2 separate regions of the Homo sapiens genome follow, and region 2 is linked to region 1. Evidence: chromatin contacts called from ENCODE Hi-C or POLR2A ChIA-PET data. All regions are on one chromosome and are shown on one strand. The core of a region is the stretch at or near the end of the contact, and the rest is flanking DNA. Distances in the headings are between cores, read along the strand shown.

Region 1 (7,118 bases), core at 1,323-3,822:
TCACTGCAACCTCTGCCTCCCAGGTTCAAGTGATTCTCCTGCCTCAGCCTCCTGAGTAGCTGGATTACAGGTGCCTGCCACCATGCCTGGCTAATTTTTTTGTATTTTTAGTGGAGACAGGGTTTCACCGTGTTGGCCAGGCTGGTCTCAAACTCCTGACCTCAGGTGATTCACCCGCCTCGGCTTCCCAAAGTGCTGGGATTACAGGCATGAGCCACCGTGCCTGGCCAAACGTTGTTCTTTTAATGGCCAATTAGGGTGGCTGTAAAGGAGTAAGGTTTGTCTAGTTTGCTACACCAAGAGTTGGCAAACTTTTTTTGTAAAGGCCTAGATAGGAAATATTTTAAGCTTTGTAGACCACCCATGGTCTCTCTCACTCCTCTTTCTCCTCCTCCTCCTCATCTTCCTCCTCCTTCCTTTTGTTCTTCCTCACAACCCTTTAACAATGTAAAAACCATCCTTAACTTGAGGACTGTTTACTGAAAGAGGTCCTGAGCTACATTTGGCCCTTAGGCCATGATTTGTAGACTTCTGTGCTAGGCAACACATTCCATGAGGGCAGGAACAAGTCTGTCTTCTCTATGGTCTAGCTACTAACCTGCAACATGGCAGATCCTCTATTTGTACCTGTCAAACGAATGAATAAATGGATTCAAATGAGTCTCTGGCTTCCAAACTTAAGAGAAAGAATCCCCATGTAAATTCTATAGTGAACAGAAGAACCCCTGGGAAGGGATCTATTAAGTTTGGCTCTTTGCTCTGTCTGCAGTTACCCAAGGGCATAGGTGTCTTTCCATGGGGTACACCTTAGCCTAAGTACCTACCTGCAATTCTAGTGCCTTCTTTTTTCAGCCAAGAACAGAGTTCTTCCCGCAGCCTCAGTTCTATAGTAAACTATGCCAGCAGTGTGCTGGTAAGTATTTAACAACCAGCTGCCCAACAAGCAAGCGAACAATCCCTGACTTATATAGCATTTGCCAATTTCCATGGTGTAAATACTTCTGCCATGGCCAATTTCAAGCTACAGATGTGAAGACACTAAACATGAATCTGGGAGGAGATAATGCACAATCAGCTCTCTCCAGCTGTAGCTTACCACTAACCATACTCTCTTCCCTGCCCACTCCTGCAGCCCTATGGACTACACACCTCCTGGGAGAAAACTTGACAGAAACCTTAGTTTCCACTGTTGCTGCCCCAGGATTAGGCTCTTCTCTGTGTTTTGGTGGATGGGTAGCATTATCTTACTCTCTCAGACTTCCTGGATTTCAGCTTTGCCTGCTTTGATCCCCAATCCCTGACTGTTCGTTTGACCCCCTGACTCCCTGGGATTCTTGCAGAGTGCAGGAGGCCATACAGTTCCTGATCAACCCTGGCTTCCTGGCTCTCACATGTCTGACATGCTTCTGAGCACAGAGAAGAATAAACACTCCACCGCCTGCAGGGTCTTCTGTTTTTCAGGCTGGGGCTTGTGTGGTCCCTCCCTTCCAGTTCTTGCAGCACACCTCTCTTGACTGCCCCGTTCCCTTCTATCCTCAGTTCCCAGCTCAGTTTTCCTTCCCTATCCTTTATTCCTAATTAGCACCATCTGTCTGCTAACCCCGTACATGCTCTTCACCTTTATTGTTTCACACAAAAATTAATTACTGAGTACTTTTTGTGTGCCAGACTCTGTCTAGGCCCTGGGATACATCAGTGAACAAAACAGATAGGGATTCCCTGCCCTTGGGGGAACTTTATATTAAAGTGCAAAGGGCTGGGCATGGTGGTTCACATCTATAATCCCAGCACCTTGGGAGGCTGAGGCCGGCAGATCACTTGAGGTCAGGAGTTCGAGACTAGCCTGGCCAACATGGTGAAACCCCGTTCTTACTAAAAATCCAAATATTAGCTGGGCCTGGTAGTGCAGGCCTGTAATCCCAGCTACTCGGGAGGCTGAGGAACCCAGGCAGCAGAGGTTGCAGAGAGCCAAGATCACACCACTGCACTCCAGCCTGGGCGACAGAGCGAGACTCTGTCTCAAGAAAAAAAAAAAAAAGTGCAAGTAAGCACATGCTAAGCAATAGGCATAATAATAAAATAAATAATACATTATAAAAGAAGATTATACGCATGATGAAAAAGCGAGCAGGGAAAGATGGGTTAGCCATGCTGATAAGAGGCAAGTAGTTAGAAAAGCATTTTGAGAAAGTGACATTTGAGCAAAGTATTAAAAAAGGTTCCGTGTGTCCAGTAGCCTGATTCACAGCACTTAATTCAACATCAACGTCAGGTCATACAGGTATGCAGCTTGACTTCAGCCTGAGAACTTCCAAGACTTCAAGTTTCTCACAGAGACACTATTTCCGGTAAGAGAGAGGCAGGAAGTGTTGTGGTTATTGTTTGAGCTTTGTTGTAGAAAACATGAGTTGGAATCCTGGCTCTGAGGCCAATTAGGGCAGCTGTAGAGGCCTGAGGTTTACCTAATCTGCTAGATACTGGGTTTCCTGAAGGTGGTGGCTAAGTCTGTCTTGTCTACCAATATAGCCTAGTGCCTGTGCCTAGCGGAGTAGTGTCTGACACATAGGGGGAACTCTGTTAACACTTGCTAAATGAAAGAGTTCAAAGTTATGGCTTTGGTTTGTTTATTAACCCCATTGTCCGGGGAACATTGGTTAACCTTTCTGAGCCCACCATTCCTTATGTGCAAAATGAGTATGTTAATCATGATGGTACCAGTTCCCACCTCACAGAGTTGCTGTGTGGATTAAATTGTAATAATTCATAATGCATGTAGAGTACTTGGCACAGCGCCTAGAAGACAGTGAGTGCTCACTCAGTGTTAGAAATGGTCACTTGTTAGAGTCAGCGTACTGAATTAAATGTTCTCCATTTTGCCAGGTGCAGTGGCTCACGCCTGTAATCTCCAATACTTTGGGAGGCCGAGGTGGGTGGATCACGAGGTTATGAGATCGAGACCATCCTGGCCAACATGGTGAAACCCCGTCTCTACTAAAAATACAAAAATTAGCTGGGCATGGTGGCACATGCCTGTATTCCCAGCTACTTGGGAGGCTGAGGCAGGAGAATTGCATGAACTCGGGAAGCGGAGCTTGCAGTGAGCCGAGATTGCGCCACTGCATTCCAGCCTGGTGACAGAGTGAGACTCCATCTCAAAAAAAAAAAAAAGTTCTCCAACTTGAGATAATAATATGAAAAGATTCCTTGCTTCCTTAATCACTTAGTCTCATGGACTAAGCCCTCACAGTGCCTATTATAACCACTAAGGGAGTGAGAGGTGTGTGTGTGCATGTGCAGGGGAAGTAGATGCTGGATAGAGTGGGGCCTGAGAGCCTGCGGACAGAGGAGAGAGCCCAGACATCAGGACTGAGGTCTCTGGAGCACCATAGCCAGAGCAGAGGCGGTTGTCTAAACAGCCAGGATTGGGACGAGGATTTACAGTGTCCATATAACAGCATAGGGCAAAGGAATTAATAAAATATTAGCTGAGAACCGGCTGGGCGCGGTGGCTCACGCCTGTAATCCCAGCACTTTGGGAGGCCGAGGCAGGCGGATCACGAGGTCAGGAGATCGAGAGCGTCCTGGCTAACACGGTGAAACCCCGTCTCTACTAAAAATACAAAAAATTAGCGGGCGTGGTGGCGGGCGCCTGTAGTCCCAGCTACTCGGGAGGCTGAGGCAGGAGAATGGCGTGAACCCAGGAGGCGGGAGCTTGCAGTGAGCCGAGATCGTGCCAGCGCACTCCAGCCTGGGTGACAGAGCGAGACTCCGTCTCAAAAAAAAAAAAAGAAAAAAAAAACAAAACATAGCTGAGGACAAAGAGAATAGCTGTTATGAGCAGATGGGGATTGCAGGTGGGGCTTGAGGACAAGGCCTAGACCCTCAGTCCTGTGTCAGGGTCTTTCTTCATCTTAAAGTGACCATGTTTTCCCAATGATTCAAAAGCTAGTGCCTGGCATTTCTCAGCTAAGCCCTTTTTTCTCTGGCTGCTGAGCAGGATGTTTCTCTTCTCTCTTGAATGTTGAGCCAAGCTGAGCTATCTTCCTGAATTCACAGGTCTCCTTAGAAATCAGCTTTTGTCTGAGTCTGTCAGTGTAGCCTGGGCTCAGCCTGGACAGCCTTGCAGCCTGAATTCCCTGGATTTCCCAGCAGTTCTCAGCATCTACTGAACTGACTTTCTTGCCTCTTTGATTCTATCTCATCTGGTCTCCTGGGTTTGTTTTTTTACGAGGTACTCAGTCTGGAAAAAGAACCCCTACTCTCTCTGTGGGCATGGTAAGAGGTATTGCTTATGAAATCATTGGGCATATAATTGTCACTTTAGTCATTCACAATGAAAGATACACAGAAGGCAGCATCCTGACCAAAGAGGCCCAGGAGGTAGAAGGCTTCTCTTCCAACCAGACTCCTGGCTGGAAGCAAGATGTTGTATAGAAGTTAGTTGCCATCCAGAAAGTTAGCAGCATTTATTTGGGACCCGCTGCACGTCTATCCCTGTAATGAGGGAGACAGTATTTCAATGCAGAAAAGATAATGTTCCTCATCAGAATCTCTGATTATTTCATGACGACTGAGTCCTAGAAGTGGCTTTATTTTTCCAAGAAGTAAGAACACTTAAGGCTTTTTGATACATGTTGCCATATTGCCTTCCAAAACGGCTGTACCAATTCACATGCCAACTCGTTGCATTTGATTGTACCCACTTTATCATACCTTTGCCAATACTGGGTATTATTACAAGTTTTGCAATCTATATAATGGGGAGGCAAATGGTATTGCTTTGATTAAATTATCATTTTTAAATTAATGAGGAGGTTGAACATTTAAAAAAAATTGTTTGCTATGAGGATGATACTTGGTGTCCACTCCAGGGTGGGTCTGGAGGAATGTTGACTAGATTTTTTTTTTTTTTTTTTTTTTTTTTGAGATGGAGTCTCGCTCTGTAGCCCAGGCTGGAGTGCAGTGTGCGTTCTTGGCTCACTGCAACCTCTACCTCCCAGGTCTTGGTTCAATCTATTCCCTTGCCTCAACCTCTGGAGTAGCTAGGATTACAGGCATGCACCACCATGCCCAGCTAATTTTTGTATTTTTAGTAGAGACAGAGTTTCACCATGTTGGCCAGGCTGGTCTTGAACTCCTGACCTTGTGATCCACCCACCTCAGCCTCCCAAAGTGCTGGGATTACAGGTGTGAGCCACCGCGCCGGGCCTGACTAGATTTTTTTATGGCTGAGTTTTATATGTTATTTATTTTTAATTTTTTCTTTCTTTCTTTCTTTCTTTGAGATGGAGTTTCGCTCTTTCACCCAGGCTGGAGTGAAGTGGCGTGATCTCAGCTCACTGCAACCTCTGCCCCTTGGGTCCAAACGATTCTCCTGCCTCAGCCTCCCAAGAGGTGGGATTATGGGCCCCTGCCACCACGCCTGGCTAATTTTTGCATTTTTAGTAGAGATGGGGTTTCTCCATGTTGTCCAGGCTGGTCTTAAATTCTTGACCTCAGGTGATCCACCCGCCTTGGCCTCCCAAAGTGCTAGGATTACAGGCATGAGCCACCGCGCCTGTCCTATTTTTAAATTTCAACACAGTAAAATTTACTCTTTTATTGTATAATTTTGTGATTTTGACACATACATAGAGTTGTGTAACTACTTACACAACCAGAATATAAATGGTGATCTCATTCCCTGAAATTCCCTTATGTAACCTCTTTGTAGTCAAACCTTCTGTCAATCCTTAACCCCTGGCAACTACTGATCTATTCTATACCTCTATATTTTTGTGTTCTCTAGAATGTCTTTTTTTTTTTGAGATGGAGTCTCGCTCTGTCACCCAGGCTAGAGTGCAGTGGTGTGATCTCGGCTTACTGCAACCTCTGCCTCTCAGGTTCAAGCAATTCTCCTGCCTCAGCCTCCCAAGTAGCTGGGACTACAGGCATGTGCCACCATATCCAGCTAATTTTTGTATTTTTAGTAGAGACAGGATTTCACCATGTTGGGCAGGCTGGTCTCACACTCCTGATCTTAAGTGATCCACCTGTGTCAGCCTCCCAAAGTGCTGGGATTACAGGCGTGAGCCACCGTGTCTGGCCCAGTGTCTTTAATAGAGCAAAAAATGTTAAGTCTAACTTATTCACAGTGTGCTTTTGTTGTCCTACTAAAAACTCCTTGCCTAATCCAAGATTATTAAAATTTTCTCCTATATTTTCCTCTAAAAGTTTTCTAATTCTACCTTTTACATTTAGATCTGTAATGCATTTTTAAAAATTTTGTATAAGGTGTGAGTTGTAGGTCGAGATTCATGTTTTTGCATATTTATGTCCAATTGTTCCAGCACCATTTGTCAAAAAGTCTATCACTTTTTTATTTAGTTGCCTTTGCACCTTTGTCAAAAATCAATTGACCATTATGTGTATAGGTCTCTTTTTTGCTCTATTAAAGACACTGGGCCGGGCACGGTGGCCTCTCTATCTATCTTATACTCAATATCACATGACCTTTTTTTTTTTTTTTGAGTTGGAGTCTTGCTCTGTTGCCCAGGCTGGAGTGCAGTGGCGTTATCTTGGCTCACTGAAACCTCTGCCTCCCGAGTTCAAGCAATTCTCCTGCCTCAGCCTCCTGAGTAGCTGGGACTACAGGTGCATGCCACTACACCGGCTAATTTTTTGTATTTTTAGTAGAGACGGGGTTTTACCATGTTGGCCAGGCTAGTCTTGAACTCCTGATCTCAAGTGATCCGCCTGCCTCGGCCTCCCAAAGTGCTGGGATTACAGGCATGAGCCACTGTGCCCAGCCACATGGTCCTGATTATAGAAAGTACTTATATTTTTGCTTCTTCCAGAATGACATATAAATGGAATCATATAGTGTATAAATGTTGGCCGGGCTCGATGGATCATGCCTGTAATCCCAGCACTCTGGGAAGCCAAGGCGGGTGGATCACCTGAGGTTAGGAGTTTGAGACCAGCCTGGCCAACATGGTGAAACCCCTCTCTACTAAAAAACAAAAAATTAGCTGGAGGCTGGGTCCAGTGGCTCACGCCTGTAATCCCAGCACTTTGGAAGGCCGAGGTGGGCAGATCAGGGGGTCAGGAGTTTGAGACTAGCTGGCCAACATGGTGAA
Region 2 (7,118 bases), core at 2,610-5,109, 260 kb before region 1:
TTAAAATCTCCTCTAAGTTATTAAAAATGTTAATCAGATATGAATTTTAACATTTCCATTAAGACAATTACAGTTGAAAACATTAAATGACGGAAGTTGCCTTGTAAAAGCCACCCGTATGAAAGGAGTACATGTTTGACAAAAATAAGCATAAAAAAGGTATTAAATCCCTGTTCCTTTTCTCTGATTTTGGCTGATTTATGTGTGTGTGTGTATATACATATACATATATACACACATACATATACATATATACACACACCCACACACACAAATACATAGTTATGTGTATATATTGTTTTGGAATGTCAATGGGTTTCCATAACCGTCGGCTAGGTTCAAGCAGAACTTGCTCCCGAAGCCTAGAAAACAAAGTCATACAGAGTATAATCTTAGACAATTACCATTAAAAGGAGATCATGAATGATGTTACAAATATACACATGGTCACAAACAGCAAGACAGCAAAATGGACTGAGAATCCTTCTCCCCTGAATTCCTGGAGCTGAAATTCTTATGAATGTTGAAAGTCACACTTTATCCAGGATCATCTCTGAGATACACAGAGCATACTTCTCTGGCCCATGTTCCTACAGTGTCTAGGATTTTTCCTCCCTTTTCTCTTTAAGTTCTTTCCTATATGATAGCAAGCAGACAGTCAGAAAATCTCTTTCCTAAACCTCTTCATCACTTTTGGTACATTTTTCCAAAATCACTTTCAGAGAATCATAAAAAAATTCATAAATCTTTAAAGTTTCCTTAACTAGCGAGCCTCTCTCAGGGAAAAGTTCAAGAACAAAACCGGAAGTTCTCATGTTTAGTTCAATGATCTGCTGTCAAAAGGAAAATATAAAACCTCATTTTACTGAACATTATTTTATAGGCTAAAAATGAAGCCTAAATTAAAATATCTCATTGAGGAGGGAGGAAGATAGTGAATTCAAACAGCAGCAATGTTTCTAGAGCTAATGCAAAATAGGCATGATGCTCTTTTATAGAACTTTCATCTACAGCAACAATATGTGAATTATATCAAGCAAATACAAATAAGCAATCCTAAATTCTATCAATCCCCAAACTTTCAGTAGAAATTTCTGAAATACTTTTTTAGAAACACATGCAAAGGAATGGTGTTAGTAGGGGCCAACTCTAATCATGCATACTATGGAAGAGAAATAAAGAAGGTACTAAGGTGCTGAAAAAATAAAACTACTCTGTGAGCAGCATTTCACACTTGTCTTCTGGGAACTTTTTAACCATTTAAAACATCATTCTTAGGGACCCAATGCTACAATGTCCAAAGCACCAGAACAATGCACATAGAAGATGTATTTTGGGATGCAGCAGAGGGTTTTTGCCATTAATCTGCAAGCAATGAACTGATGAACAGCATAAAATGAAAGCAAAAATTAAATAAAGATTTTAATGCATTGTTTGAAGTAAGGGACACTATTTCAAAACTGAAAATACTAATAGGAAACAACTCTTTCTAAAATATTTGGCATCTGGTAGAATGCCACATAACCTGGGCAATTCTCCCAGGATTATTACCTATAAATTAGGAGTTTAGGTAAGGAAAGTATACTTGCATTCTGATCTACTACAATTCATCTACCATTCATTAAAGAATACTATAGAAATCTGTGCCAACTCATGGCCACATTACCTAGTCTTCAACCTCGAAATATTTCTCCCTTTCTTTAAATGCTTATTACTGAATGATGTAATGAAAGCTTCAATCACTAGAAAGACAGAAAAGGGGGAAAAGCTTGGTTTATATTTTAAGATTTCATATGTCTTGTTAAGTTTTGGGCTTAGAATCGATTTGCTGAACAATTAGGACCTCCAAGCAGTAGAAGGAAGGAAGCCTTCCTCATTTCTCCATGTTGCCATAGGGTTGGCAGAATCTCCACTGCTGCCCTCCTCAGCTTTTGTGAAATAAGAGGGATACAGAAAGGTGTGGAGGGCAGGCATGGAACCTGATGGGAAGATTACTGGTGTGCCTCCATCTGCCCAAGCAATCATGTCTAGGTGATGCAAACTTAAAATTCAGAGCTATGTGGGTACTAGAGTGATCTGTGCTCTGGGATTCTAAACATTTAAATTTGATTTTATAATTATTCATGCTATTAAGTAAGAGTAACACCAAAATAGGCACTGGAAAGGGTTACAGAGGAAAGGTTTTATATCTAAATATTTTATTGAGGCTTTAACTTAGGTTGAATATGCGATTAGTTTGAATATACATATAGCCTCCCTGCCTCCCTCCAAAAATAAACCTATTTCCTTTACTCTTAATTAAATGAGCTTATTTTATATCATATATATATATATTTTTTTTTTTTTTTTTTTTTTTGAGATGGAGTCTCGCTCTGTCGCCCAGGCTGGAATGCAATGGCGCCATCTTGGCTCACTGCAACCTCTGCCTCCCAGGTTCAAGCAATTCTCCTGCTTCAGCCTCCCAAGTAACTCGGATTATAGGCACACGCCGCCATGCCCAGCTAATTTTTTTTTTTTTTTTTTTTTGGTATTTTAGTAGAGACAGGGTTTCACCGTTTTGCCCAGGCTGGTCTCAAACTGCTGAGCTCAGGCAATCCACCTGCCTCGGCCTCCCAAAGTGCTAGGATTACAGACATGAGCCACCATGCCTAGCCTACTTAAATGAACTTATTTTATAGCATATATTTTAAAGTTGAAAACCTACAAATCAGGGGTATCCAATCTTTTGGCTTCCCCAGGCCATCCTGGAAGAAGAATTGTCTTGGGCCACATATAAAATACATTAAGGATAGCTGATGGGCTTAAAAAAAAAAAGGCAAAAAATCTCATGTTTTAATAAAGTTTACGAATTTGTGTTGAAAGCCTTCCTAAGCCATATGCGGCCCACAGGCAGCAAGTTGGACAAACTTGCTATAAATCAAATCATTTACTAAAGTGTAAAGAAGACAGAAAGGAAAGTCCTTACCTCACACTTTTGAACATTATATGCAGTCAGGGGACACATTGTTTAAAATTATTTAAGGATGCAGACAATTATATAATATTTGAAAATAAACATGCTATTTAAAAAAATACGTGTTTAAATTAGGAAGTAATTAGACCAATATATGATAGAGGCATCTGTTTCTATGCTATAGTGACAATATCCATGTGAAAAGCAGCTCAAGGTTCTCTTACACTCATTAAGCTGCTTTTTTCAAATAAAAGTGGAGTAGAGAGATATATTTGTGTACATATACATATATAATATCAACTACCAGAAATAATTTATCCATCTCACAATTAAACTGGGAGAAGACTAGATTGTCTTACTGAGTGGGAATGTGGGTATTGATGAAAACAGCCTTGTTTGCTACTGAAAAATAGCTTAAGAAACAAAGAAAGTACAACCTAGGCAACAGAAGAAAAAGTCAGCCAAGGGAAAAGGACAGCAATGTAAGCAGAACCATACTTTTAAAAGGGGGAGTATGAATTTTAGCAAGTTGAAAGGAATTGCTATGATCACCTTCCAAAATGATAAAAATCAAACCGTCAGTTCAAGTGTACACCAAAATGTTCAGTCTGATGAAAGCCAAACACTGACAGTTAAAAAGGAAACAAGAGCAACAGCAGTTTTACCTTAGGGAAAAAACCATCATCCCCTACCCGCCCCTGCCGAGCACTGACGAGGATGCTGTTCCTTTCAGCTTACTTTTATAGAAGGTGGTCTCAGTTGTGACAAGAATTCTGCCATCCAAGTGATGGGTAAGCACACAAACAGAAAGAGCAGCATGTCCTGCGTGATACAGATAACAAAAGCTTCTCCTGAAGAAGTGCAGTCAGTGAAGACAGAGAGAGAGAGGAAGTGAAAGTGAAATTCTTGGAGGGCGGCCACCTCCTCATCTCCACCTACCATCGGCTTTAGCTCTCTGGAATCAGCGACGCCTCCCTTACCAGCTTCTTTCATTGCTTTCCTACTGTTTTCCACAAACTCCTGCAAAATATGGACCATATTGAATAAATTCTTGGGTCCTTTCAGATTTGTTAGTAGATGAATTCTAAAGAACATCTACATTTTTGACTCAATCTTGGTAAATGGATGGCTTAAAAACATAGCAATAAATAATGTTTAGTATCACACATGAGAGTTGCTAAATTTGTAGAAATGGACTCTGCAATTCGCTGATTAAAAAAATCTTCTTTCCATCCATTCATTGTGACAATCTTACTAAGGCTCCAAGAGATAATGTTAGTTCTACCTGGAAGAGAAAATACCTAACATTTTTAAGAGGCTATTTTCTCATACTCAGAATATCATTTTATTTGTTGTTGTTGTTTTTTTCTATATCAAGGTTAAATGAAACAACAAGAACACGTTACTCCATAAGCCTCCACTTTTAAATAACCATAGAAGGTAAAAGAACACATTGATACTGCTAAGCACATAATGCTTTTTTTCTTAACCAAACCATAAACAAACTACTCTTTTTAAAAAAAGTGTCAATCTGACCATGACATTACTTCATGAAGCAGGAAGACAGGGTGTATCAACCAGAACCTATGGTTAGTAGTAGTCGAAATGGGAATGTGCCCAAAGGGAACATTTCTATTCTGTCAACGTTTACGGGGAACTTCTTCATTAAATATCCTCACCATTCCTACAGAGAAAACTGAAGGGTGGAAAACAGTTATTTTTTACTCTGCTTTTGATCAGTGACTTAAAAAACAGTAACACTCTTCTAAATGCTTTAGTCACAAAAGAGATACAATAATCATGATCAAATTCCATTAAGAAAATAACCAGTTAGAATTAGTTTAGACATTAAGAAAATGTCCAGAATTTAGCTGATGTTGCCAGAAAAAGAGAAAATCAGTGCCAAATAGGTCAGCTAAATCATTTGGAATTCTTGCTATTGAAAAGAAAAAAAAAATCTAGGCTGGGCATGGAGGCTCACACCTGTAATCCCAGCATTTTGGAAGGCCGAGGCAGGCAGATCACCTGAGGACAGGAGTTCAAGACCGGCCTGGCCAACATGGTAAAACCCCATCTCTACTAAAAATACAAAAATTAGCCAGGAGTGGTGGCACATGCATGTAATCCCAGCTATTTGGGAGGCTGAGGGAGAACTGCTTGAACCTGGGAGGTAGAGGTTGCAGAGCCAAGACCATGCCACTGCACTGCAGTCTGGGTGACAAAGCAAGACTCCGTCTCAAAAAGAAAAAAAAAAAAATCTAGCTTATTTATTAATACACTTATTTTAGATTTAACTGGATAAAATATGCTCCTGGAAAATGACTTGTTATTTCAATGTATAATGCTTAGTATTCAATATTACCCATTTTGAGATAGAAATATTTCACAGCTTAATAGCAAACTACTATTATTTAGAAAGCATCTTTACTTTGGTAACATTTAACACTGATTATAACAGTACTTAAACCATTTAATAAGGTTTTCAAAATTTTAAAGAAATTTAATTGAGGTTCTAATATGAAAAATCTGCATATATCTGTGTAAAGGTTCAGATCTTGACTAATAAATAACTATACACTCTACCAGTCATGGGTCTGTTATCGGTATTCATCACAAAATGCTTTCAATTTGGCCTACCATATTTAAGATAATGAGTTTTAACCAGGGTTGACAGCAGTAATGTTTGGGGCAGTGGTGGATAGAGAAAGACAGGTAGGCACTAGGACCTGGGAAACAGGATATTTTGTCTTTGAGCCCCATTTCAGGAAAAGGCTAGAAGCTAGTTTAAAAAGTCAATTCAAATCTATCTAACTACAGAGAGAGGGGCAGCAAGAATAGGGTGAACTTAGGACTATTAACCAGTACTGCTCTAGCTAGGTGGATCTGAAATGATCTTGTCCATGCCAAGAAGCCGTCCTCCCTGACTTACCCTAGATTAACCTCATTTATGAGTCAGTGCTATGGGGTTAATTCTAAATTACTCAGTTGCATATAGTGTGAATTAAATATAGAGAATGTTTTACAAAATATTTTTATTGGTATTTTTATCCCTAAAATAGGAAACGGCATTTGAAGTACTTACCATCAGCACTTTATCCATATAGAATTCTCTGCCAGGGCTCCCATCATTGTATTTTGTATCAATGGCAAAACACAAGAATAATACATCCACTACCATTTCATAAATAGACAGGAAGCAATGAGCGACTAGGAAAGCAAAGAGGCAGACGATGATCAGAGGCAGCACCCATACTGTGTAGTCCTGCTGGTAGTTGAGCAGCATAATCCCAGCTAAACCTGTGCTGCAGACTATCAGCACCTGAAGCAGAGAGAACAAAGATCATATTTAATATCCTACTGAAGAAAGCCACTCTTTTTTCACCATTTGCAGACTTAAAATTCTACTATTTATAAATGATGGTTGCATGAGGCCATTCCATCTCAAATGAGGAAATATAATCCACATATTCTCATATACACCCAGAGTTATACATGCTTATCATATAATATAAATTTTAAAATCATACTTTAAATGATTCTGGTTTAAACATAATTAAGTTTTCCAAATGCTATGCTGCACCCTAAAACTTAATCTATTTAGAATCTGTGGCAATTTTTAAGATAAATGTATGCATATTTTAGAAAAAATTTACAAACTCTTAGCACTCAGAAAAAAAGTGATATTTCAGTGTAATGGTATGTATTTTTTCTAAGCATTTTCACATATATGAAATAGTATTATATAAACAAATCACTATAAGCTTTTCATTAATATACATAGAAGTATCATTATAAATGCTTCATATTTACTCAGCTACATAATTTCATTTTATGAGTGATTTAAAATACATGTAACCATTCTCTTACTGTTAGAGATTTATATTGTTTTCAGATATAAATAATGCTGCAACAAACATGTATAGTCTTAGAACTTTTTCTGTGTTTCGTATTTTATTTCACATAGAATATGTGGTAAATATAATTTGCCATGAAGTGTATATTTGGACTCTCTGTGAAGAAAGAGGTTGCCAAAAACATCCATGCTAAAAGAATAAAAGAAATAGCCAATTTAGTTATTGTCAAGAACCACCCACTCTGATGCTTATTTCACATGCAGCATTTTAAATTTTTTGTGGTTTTTAAAATACATTTTATTCCAGCTTTT

Evidence for each region. Hi-C counts contacts between places; a loop is a spot of excess contacts on that map. ChIA-PET counts read pairs that join two places held with the same protein, here RNA polymerase II (POLR2A). Pooled maps may share reads with other maps.
Region 2: a pooled map shows a loop between it and region 1 (2.8-fold over the local background). The contact joins two enhancer-like sites. A Hi-C loop is called at or near these places in 2 of 50 pooled maps. POLR2A ChIA-PET finds 5 or more read pairs at or near these places in 4 of 52 experiments (H1, OCI-LY7, PC-3 and 1 more).

What each region holds. Positions count from the first base shown.
Region 1 is chr9:105,123,354-105,130,471 of GRCh38, reverse strand. The region is part of intron 2 of LOC105376197 (a long non-coding RNA gene); the gene reads right to left. Among named protein-coding and RNA genes, the nearest start is that of SLC44A1, 120 kb to the left of the region's middle. Within about 2 kb of position 2,572, at least 4 of the 41 ENCODE cell types and tissues checked have a DNase peak (open chromatin) inside an H3K27ac peak, as active enhancers do.
Region 2 is chr9:105,382,277-105,389,394 of GRCh38, reverse strand. SLC44A1 (solute carrier family 44 member 1) reads right to left here. Exons shown (of 16, transcript NM_080546.5): 14 at 6,036-6,272; 15 at 3,893-3,973; 16 at 1-362. The coding sequence ends at 339. Among named protein-coding and RNA genes, the nearest start is that of FSD1L, 62 kb to the left of the region's middle. Within about 2 kb of position 3,859, at least 7 of the 41 ENCODE cell types and tissues checked have a DNase peak (open chromatin) inside an H3K27ac peak, as active enhancers do.